Regions from separate parts of the Homo sapiens genome. Here all the other regions are linked to region 3. Evidence: read pairs that join two places in POLR2A ChIA-PET (ENCODE). Cell type or tissue: PC-9. All regions are shown on one strand. Region 1 overlaps ERC1 (ELKS/RAB6-interacting/CAST family member 1). Region 2 has its middle 41 kb from the start of LINC00942. Region 3 holds the start of LOC124902857 (a long non-coding RNA gene).

Region 1 (2,500 bases), 67 kb before region 3:
GGTAGGGCCTGGTGGGAAGTGACTGGGTCATGACGGTGGTTTGTCCCCACCCAAATCTCATGTTGAACTGTGATCCCCAGTGTTGGAGGTGGGGCCTGGTGGGAAGTGACTGGATCATGACGGTGGTTTGTCATGGTTTAGCACCATCCCCCTAGTGCTGTCTTGTGACAGAGTTCTCACAAGATCTGGTTGTTTGAAAGTGTGTGGCACCTCCCCCTTTGCTGGCTCTCTCTCTCCTGCCGGCCATGTAAATGTGCCTGCTTCCCCTTCACCTTCTGCTATGACTGTAAGTTTCCTGAGGCTACTCCAGAAGCAGAAGCCTGTACAGCCCGCAGAAACATGAGCCAATTAAAACTATTTTCTTTATAAATTACCCAGTCTCAAGTATGTCTTTATAGCAGCATGAGAACGAACTAATACAATGAGGTATGGAAAAGATGGTTAGCAAAGAAGATAAAATTAACCACCACAAAATAGAAAAACAAAGTTACCTCCATCATAACTACTCACAAGGCTAGCCCTAAGAATTTTATGTATATACGAACAACAAAACTGATCTCCAGTTCTATCTTTCTCAGAATAATTGTAGCAGTGCAATATTTTGGTTTTCCCTCTGTATTCTGTATCTCTCTACTAGAGTTGGAGGACCTGAAATTAGTATTAATAGTTTAGGATCCAAAATTACTTATTAGCCTTCCAACCAAATAACCTCCCAAGCTACTATCATTTAATATTGGCTTCGAACATGGAAAGACCAAAGACTTAAGAGTCCAAATTTCAGGGCTGGCTGCAGTGGCTCACCTCTGTAATCGTATCACTTTGGGATGCAGAGGCAGATGGATCACTTGAGCCCAGGAGTTCGAGACCAGCCTAGGCTATCTGGCAAAAACCCATCTCTACAAAAAAAATACAAAAATTAGTTGGGCATGGTGGCATGCACCTCTAGTCTCAGCTACCCAGGAGGTTGAGGTGGGCGGATCACCTGAGCCCAAGAGGTTAAGGCTGCAGTGAGCCGTGATAGTGCCACTGCACTCCACCCTGGATGAGAGAGACCCTGCCTCAAAAAAAAAAAGCAACAAAAACAAAACAAAACAAAACAAAAAAAATAGTCCAAAGTTCAACAAGTCCTTTCTTTCTGATACTACTACATTCTGGGCACATGATAACTGGGATGACCAGCCTCTGTGGTATGTTAAGTGATACCTTCCAGTAGAGCTCAACCAGACCTTAAGGAACTAAAATTTCATCACTGGAATTTCTAGCTATTAGACAAGCTATAGATAAACGCCAATGCTAGCATAATCTATAAATGAAATGACAATAGCTTCTGTATTGATGGAGTCTTAGTCTCTTTGAGCCAGACGTATCCCTTAACTGAGTCCAGACTGAGAGAAGCATTAAAAAGCACATGTGTAGAAAAACTGGCCCCTAGCAGCAAAACAACCCACATGCCAGTTATGCAGTACCTGTCCTGTAAGTGGGCATTCCAGCATGTGGGAAAGACTCTGGCCTCAGTAAGATCCTCAAGTGAACAGACTCTGAATCATCTAGCTGTCTACAGCCTCCTCTTCTAGGAGGTGAGGTCATTAATGAAAACTGAACACCTGAAAAGGATTTCTTTTCAGGAAGGAGAGACAGACACTGGAATTGTTAGGCATGACTCTGCTACCTACTTATGTAATGCAGGACCAGTTGTTTAACCTCAAACATCTGTATAACAAAAATCTAGGCCAGGCACAATGGTTCATCCCTGTAACCCCAGCACTTTGGGAGGCCAAGGCAGGCGGATCACTTGAGGCCAGGAGTTCGAGACCATCCTGGTTAAGATGGTGAAACCCCATCTCTACTGAAAATACAAAAATTAGCTGGGCATGGTGGTGTATGCCTGTATTCCCAGCTACTCGGAAGGCTGACGCACAAGAATCGCTTGAGCCCGGGAGGTGGAGGTTGCAGTGAGCTGAGATCATACCATTGCACTCCAGCCTGGGTGACAGAGGGAAAATCTGTCTTAAAAAAAAAAAAAAAAAAAAAATATATATATATATATGTGTGTGTGTGTGTGTGTGTGTGTGTGTGTGTGTGTGTGTGTGTGTGTGTGTGTGTAGAGAGACAGAGAGAGACAGACAGACAGAGAGAGAGAGAGAGAGAGTGAGAGAGAGACAGACAGAGAGACAGACAGAGAGAGAGAGAGAGAGAGAGAGAAATAGCGTGCGCACATGCACCAGGTGTGGTGGCTCATGCCTGTAATCCCAGCACTTTGGGAGGCCAAGGGGATCACTTGAGCCCAGGAGTTCAAGACCAGCCTAGACAGCATAGTGAGGCACCAGCCCTACAAAAAAATTAAGCAGTTAGCTGGGCATGGTGGTGTGTGCCTGTGGTCCCACCTACTCAAGACACGGAGGTGGGAGGATCGCTTGAGGCTGGGAGGTCTAGGCTATAGTGAGCTGTCATCACGCCACTACACTCCAGCCTGAGCAACAGAGTGAGATTCTGTCAAAAA
Region 2 (2,500 bases), 410 kb before region 3:
TAGGCTAATTTTTGTATTTTTAGTAGAGACAGGGTTTCACTATGTTGGCCAGGCTGGTCTCGAACTCCTGACCCCAGGTGATCCACCCACCTTGGCCTCTCAAAGTGCTAGGATTGCAAGTGTGAGCCACCATGCCCGGCCATGTCTCCTAGGCTTTTAAGCATAAAAGTAGGATGCTGCTTAAGACTTCAGCACATGGAGTGGGTAACAGTGAACTTCAAGAATCTCATTTGAAAGGAAATATTTTAAAGCTGTTTGGTAAGGTTTCGACCAGGATTCTTGATTTGGTTACTGTATAACATGCTGTATGTGTCGAAAATGCAATATTATTTAGGTCAGACTACTGTTAAATTGACATGTGTGTGTAGCTTATTAACGCCAGCATTAAGTATGAAAATAACACCACTTCATTCCTTCCTCCCAGACACAACCAAGCTTTTGATTCTGTCGGCAGAACCAGTCACTGGCAATTGCACAATAGCGCGTTTTGTGGTTGTTCAGAAGCATAATTAGAGCCAACATTTTCTGGTGCTTTCTAAGTGCAAGGCTCTGCATGCATTTATAACGTAAGTGCTTTCTATTCATTTCATGTCATCCTCACAACAGCTTTTTAAGATTTTAGCAGGTGAGGAAACTGAGGTCAAGCAAGTTTGGCTGACTTGCCTCAAGGTCACCTGTGTGTGCTGGTCACACTGCCATGAGGTTTTGGGGCGAGGGTTGAGCCAGCACCTGTTGCACTGCAGAACTTAATTTTTTGTTTTTTTTTTTTGAGACGGAGTCTCGCTCTGTCGCTAGGCCGGAGTGCACTGGCGCGATCTTGGCTCACTGCAACCTCCGCCTCCCGGGTTTCAGCGATTCTTCTGCCTCAGCCTCACAAGTAGCTGGGACTACAGGCACGCGCCACCACACCCAGCTAATTTTGTATTTTTAGTAGAGACGGGGTTTCACCATGTTAGCCAGAATGGTCTCGATCTCTTGACCTCCTGATCCGCCCACCTCGGCCTCCCAAAGTGCTGGGATTACAGGCGTGAAACACTGCGCCTGGCCAGAACTTGATTTTTTTAAAACACTGTACATAAGAGATTAGATTTACTCTTCATGATAAATATATTTGTGTTAATGTTAACAACATTTTACCCCATATTTTCCAGTGCCAAGGCAGTGAAACAGGAAAGCATAAAATGAAAAAAGAAAAAAAAAAGCTTGCATTCTACTTCTAGGATGTAACTTCTTTTTGATCCTTTGGGATACTATTTCATCTCACCAGACAAGTTTCTATAATTTCAAAGTCTCTCTCCTAGAAATAGACAAATAAGAAGACAAGTGCCAGGTATGAATCAACACTGAGTCACCTGGAGCTGTGCTTTGTCAGTGAATTTAAACAAGTCTTTGGGTCACAGTTCCCTTCTGCGTATCAGGTAGGAACAGCACTTCGTTGTTCTTACCGTTGGGTATAAAGCACTTCCCTACACGCCATGTCGCTTGACCCTAGCGGTTCTATGAGATAGGAAGGGGTTACACTGTGACTCCATGTACCAATGAGAAGAGGGAGACTGGCAGTGATGAGCACATTTGCTCAAGATTCTCAGCAATGCAAGGGCAGAAATCCTGGACTGCTGATTCCCAGGTGGCCACGAGCAGCCCAGCAGGCTCAAGCATCAGGGTCCAGGGTCCATGGGACGTCCAGTTTTTGCCTAGAATTTCCTCTCTCAATTTTAACATGGTTAATAGATGTTCAACTTGAAGGTGACAGGAAACAAATATTCTGTTTGGCAAAATACAAAAGTGCATTTCCAAGTGAACACCAAGTTAGGCACCAGGAAATGACAACAGGTCCCCTTAGTAAACAGTGATCAATTACCTTATTTCACCAAACCTAAGATGCTACTGATTCTAGAATGCACCATTATTTTGTACCACCAAGAAAGAAAAGTACTTGTCATCAAACTGTCATACAATATTGATTCTGAGATGCATTCTGACCTCAGATATGTTGAAATGCATCTTAATATCGATGAAACATGGTAATTATGGCTGGATTTCTTGAACCGGGGAGGATAACCTGTTTAGAAGTCACTAGCTCATTAACGTGTCAATATGGCTGAGCAGCAGCAACGCCGAGTGGTGGGATTATCAGTGAGGAGAGAGGAGCCCAGACAAGGAGGACATCACTCCTGCCATCCAGGAACCCACCTCTTGGTTGGGAGGACTGTCCAGGAAAAGTCCAAGAGCCTGGAGCTGCAGACCTCTCAACAGGTCTTCGGTAAAAGCAGCTGTCATGGAAGTGAATTCTCAGGTCTCCTTTGTCTCCTCAATCATCAAAATAAACCAAATTATAAAACACTCTGATCTTCTGCCTAAATTCCGACAAGGTATTTCAGAATCTAGGTGTCAATTTCTTGACACTTTTACTTTTTTTCAATGAAGTGTTAAAGTGGGACCTAACATTGACTAAGTACATGATACATGTTAGGCATTGCCCTAATTCACAAAATTATCA
Region 3 (2,500 bases):
ACAGAAGGCTTTTGTCTACAAGGTTTTCTCTACCAATGGAAGTGAACAGAAAATGGCTACCCTACTGTTTTGGCCTCTCACTTCTGATCAAAAAACAATTAATTCTGGCTGGGCGCGGTGGCTCACACCTGTAATCCCAGCACTTTGGGAGGCCAAGGGGGCGGATCACAAGGTCAGGAGATCGAGACCATCCTGGCTAACAGGGTGAAACCCCATCTCTACTAAAAAAAATACAAAAAAATTAGCTGGGTGTGGTGGTGGGCACCTGTAATCCCAGCTACTCGGGAGGCTAAGGCAGGAGAATGGTGCGAACCCGGGAGGTGGAGCTTGCAGTGTGCCAAGATTGTGCCACTGCACTCCAGCCTGGGTGACAGAGAGAGACTCTGCCTCAATTAAAAAAAACCAATTCTCTCAACGTACCTTAACTTTCCTTTGTTTTAAATCAATAAACAGATCTATCTAAAGGCAAATTAGTAGTAATAATTAGTTGCATGGATATGTGGCTTGTTTCCTATCATTCCCCTCTTGGCTTTGCCAACATGACACTTTTCCTTTCTAACTCTGTGATCACACCTTTTCAGTGTTCTCCATCCTCTGTCATTTCCTCCTCCTCACATCTCACTGCATGGAACCTCCTCTGGAGAAACTAATCCAATTCTAAGGCTTTCACCACCACCTCCACAGCTTCCAAATCTTTATTCCTGGCCCCAACTAGTTCTAAAAACCTAAAATTCTAATAACTTTTATTTAAACCACATCTTCCATTGATTAGTTTAGAATGAGACATTTTTAAGAATTCTTTATTTTAATGTATGTTAAATCTGACTGGTATCTATTATATTTTCTACAATTTTCCTGTATTCCACAGTACTTCATAAATTTTTTTAACAGTTAAATAACTGAATTTAAACTCCCAACTTTAAAGCTGAGAAAAATCAAGGCCCAAACTAATTAAGTAACTTGCTCAAGTCCACTCTAAATGATATATCCTATGACTGCATTTCCCATTGTTCCCACCTAGATGGGAGGCTGAATGCTACGTGAAGGGCACTGAGCCATGGGACTGACAGCATTACAGACCACACGGAAGTAAACTGTTTTAGAGTACTGTTTCAACAAACTGCAATTGTGCTCTGTTTGATACCCCATACTTGACAAAAAGATGAAAAGCTCAGATATCAAAATAGTCAAGGTAGAAATGAGTCATTCCACAGTACATAGTTTAAAAAAAAAAAAAGACTATACGTTTCGCAAATTTATATTCTGAAAAATTAATGTTGATACCTTCACTCATTTTCCCTTGAAAACTCATAGCAGACAAAGAAGACACAGTATTGGCTACACAAAGTATACTGCAATAAGTGCTATTCAGGTATGCAGCCCCAAGGAACTCTTGGCCTCTGCAAACCTGATAAAGCATGGCAGTCAGCCAACCTACTTTGACCCCTTAAGCCAACACATAACATAACACTTCCTCGTTCTGGTATCAGAACTAAGATCAACAAAGCCTTATAACTCTATGTGAAAACCCTCACAGAAAGGGAGAATTCCTTATAGCTTTCTCTATGTGAAAACCCTCCTGGGCTCAAGTGATCCTCCTGTCTCGGCCTTCCAAAGTGCTGGAATTATAGGCATGAGTCACTCTGCCTGGCCATTGCAGAGGTCTTTACGCTTTCTTACAATTTCTGTCTTCACACACCTTGAGCTTCATTTTCATTTTGCCACTGTAGAAATATATATTCCATTTATTTCATTCCTATGCTCTTGACAGGGAAGATAGAAACAATCTAGATGCAGAATTCCACCTGCTGTATTATTTAGCAACATTATACCAACAAGGAGAAGCAACAGACAAGCTCTTCCTTTTGTGATCTTTCTCTGAAATTCCTCACCTTTACTGAATAAACCTCAATTGATTTGCGAGTTTTGGCTGTAACGGCACTATTACTGTAAGGTCTATGCCATACTATTATATTGATATTAGATTAGTTTCTCCTGTTACATTAATGCCTTTTCATCTCCTGTTTTTTTTTCTTGCATCTCATTCTTTTCTTCTTTCTAACATACATCTTTTAACAGTTGTTTCCATAGGGATCCTGGGTAGTAAACTCTCATTTGTATTAATCTGAAAGTAAAAGTCTTTCTTCTATCTTTACTGAAGAATGATGAGAGTTCAGCTTGGTACAGAATTCTGAGTTGCCAATGTTTTTCACTAAACTTTGAAGATTTTACGCTACCATATTCTCACTACTGTTGTGGCAACTGAAAAGTCTGATGTTGGCCTAATTGTTAATCCTTTACACGTAATGTATTTTTTCTCCCCAGCAGGTTGTTTTCTTTTTTAGAGACAGGGTCTCGCTCTATTGCCCAAGCTGGAGTGCAGTGGCACAATCATAGCTCACTACTGCCCTGAAGCCCTTAGCTAAGGTCAAGGGATACTCTCGCCTTCGACTTCTGAGTAGCCAGGACTACATGTACACACCACACCTGGTAAGTTTTT

The links. Peaks named below come from ENCODE experiments on the same cell type or tissue, not always from the same donor. Only the 100,000 strongest peaks of a DNase experiment are listed, where the experiment ranks them.
Region 1: POLR2A ChIA-PET joins it to region 3 with 5 read pairs; 3 of 35 experiments call an interaction of 5 or more read pairs at or near these places.
Region 2: POLR2A ChIA-PET joins it to region 3 with 6 read pairs; 2 of 35 experiments call an interaction of 5 or more read pairs at or near these places.

The regions. Positions count from the first base shown.
Region 1 is chr12:1,196,509-1,199,008 of GRCh38, reverse strand. The region is part of intron 12 of ERC1 (ELKS/RAB6-interacting/CAST family member 1); the gene reads right to left. Among named protein-coding and RNA genes, the nearest start is that of ERC1, 210 kb to the right of the region's middle. In PC-9, no CTCF peak of the experiment used is centred here; DNase peaks (open chromatin) are centred at 1,208 and 1,618; H3K27ac peaks cover 1,138 bases.
Region 2 is chr12:1,539,795-1,542,294 of GRCh38, reverse strand. No RefSeq gene overlaps it. Among named protein-coding and RNA genes, the nearest start is that of LINC00942, 41 kb to the right of the region's middle. In PC-9, no CTCF peak of the experiment used is centred here; DNase peaks (open chromatin) are centred at 475 and 1,344.
Region 3 is chr12:1,129,370-1,131,869 of GRCh38, reverse strand. The region is part of intron 7 of ERC1 (ELKS/RAB6-interacting/CAST family member 1); the gene reads right to left. LOC124902857 (a long non-coding RNA gene) reads left to right here and starts at 2,395. Exons shown (of 3, transcript XR_007063157.1): 1 at 2,395-2,490. In PC-9, no CTCF peak of the experiment used is centred here; DNase peaks (open chromatin) are centred at 1,139 and 1,429; H3K4me3 peaks cover 1,259 bases; H3K27ac peaks cover 2,175 bases.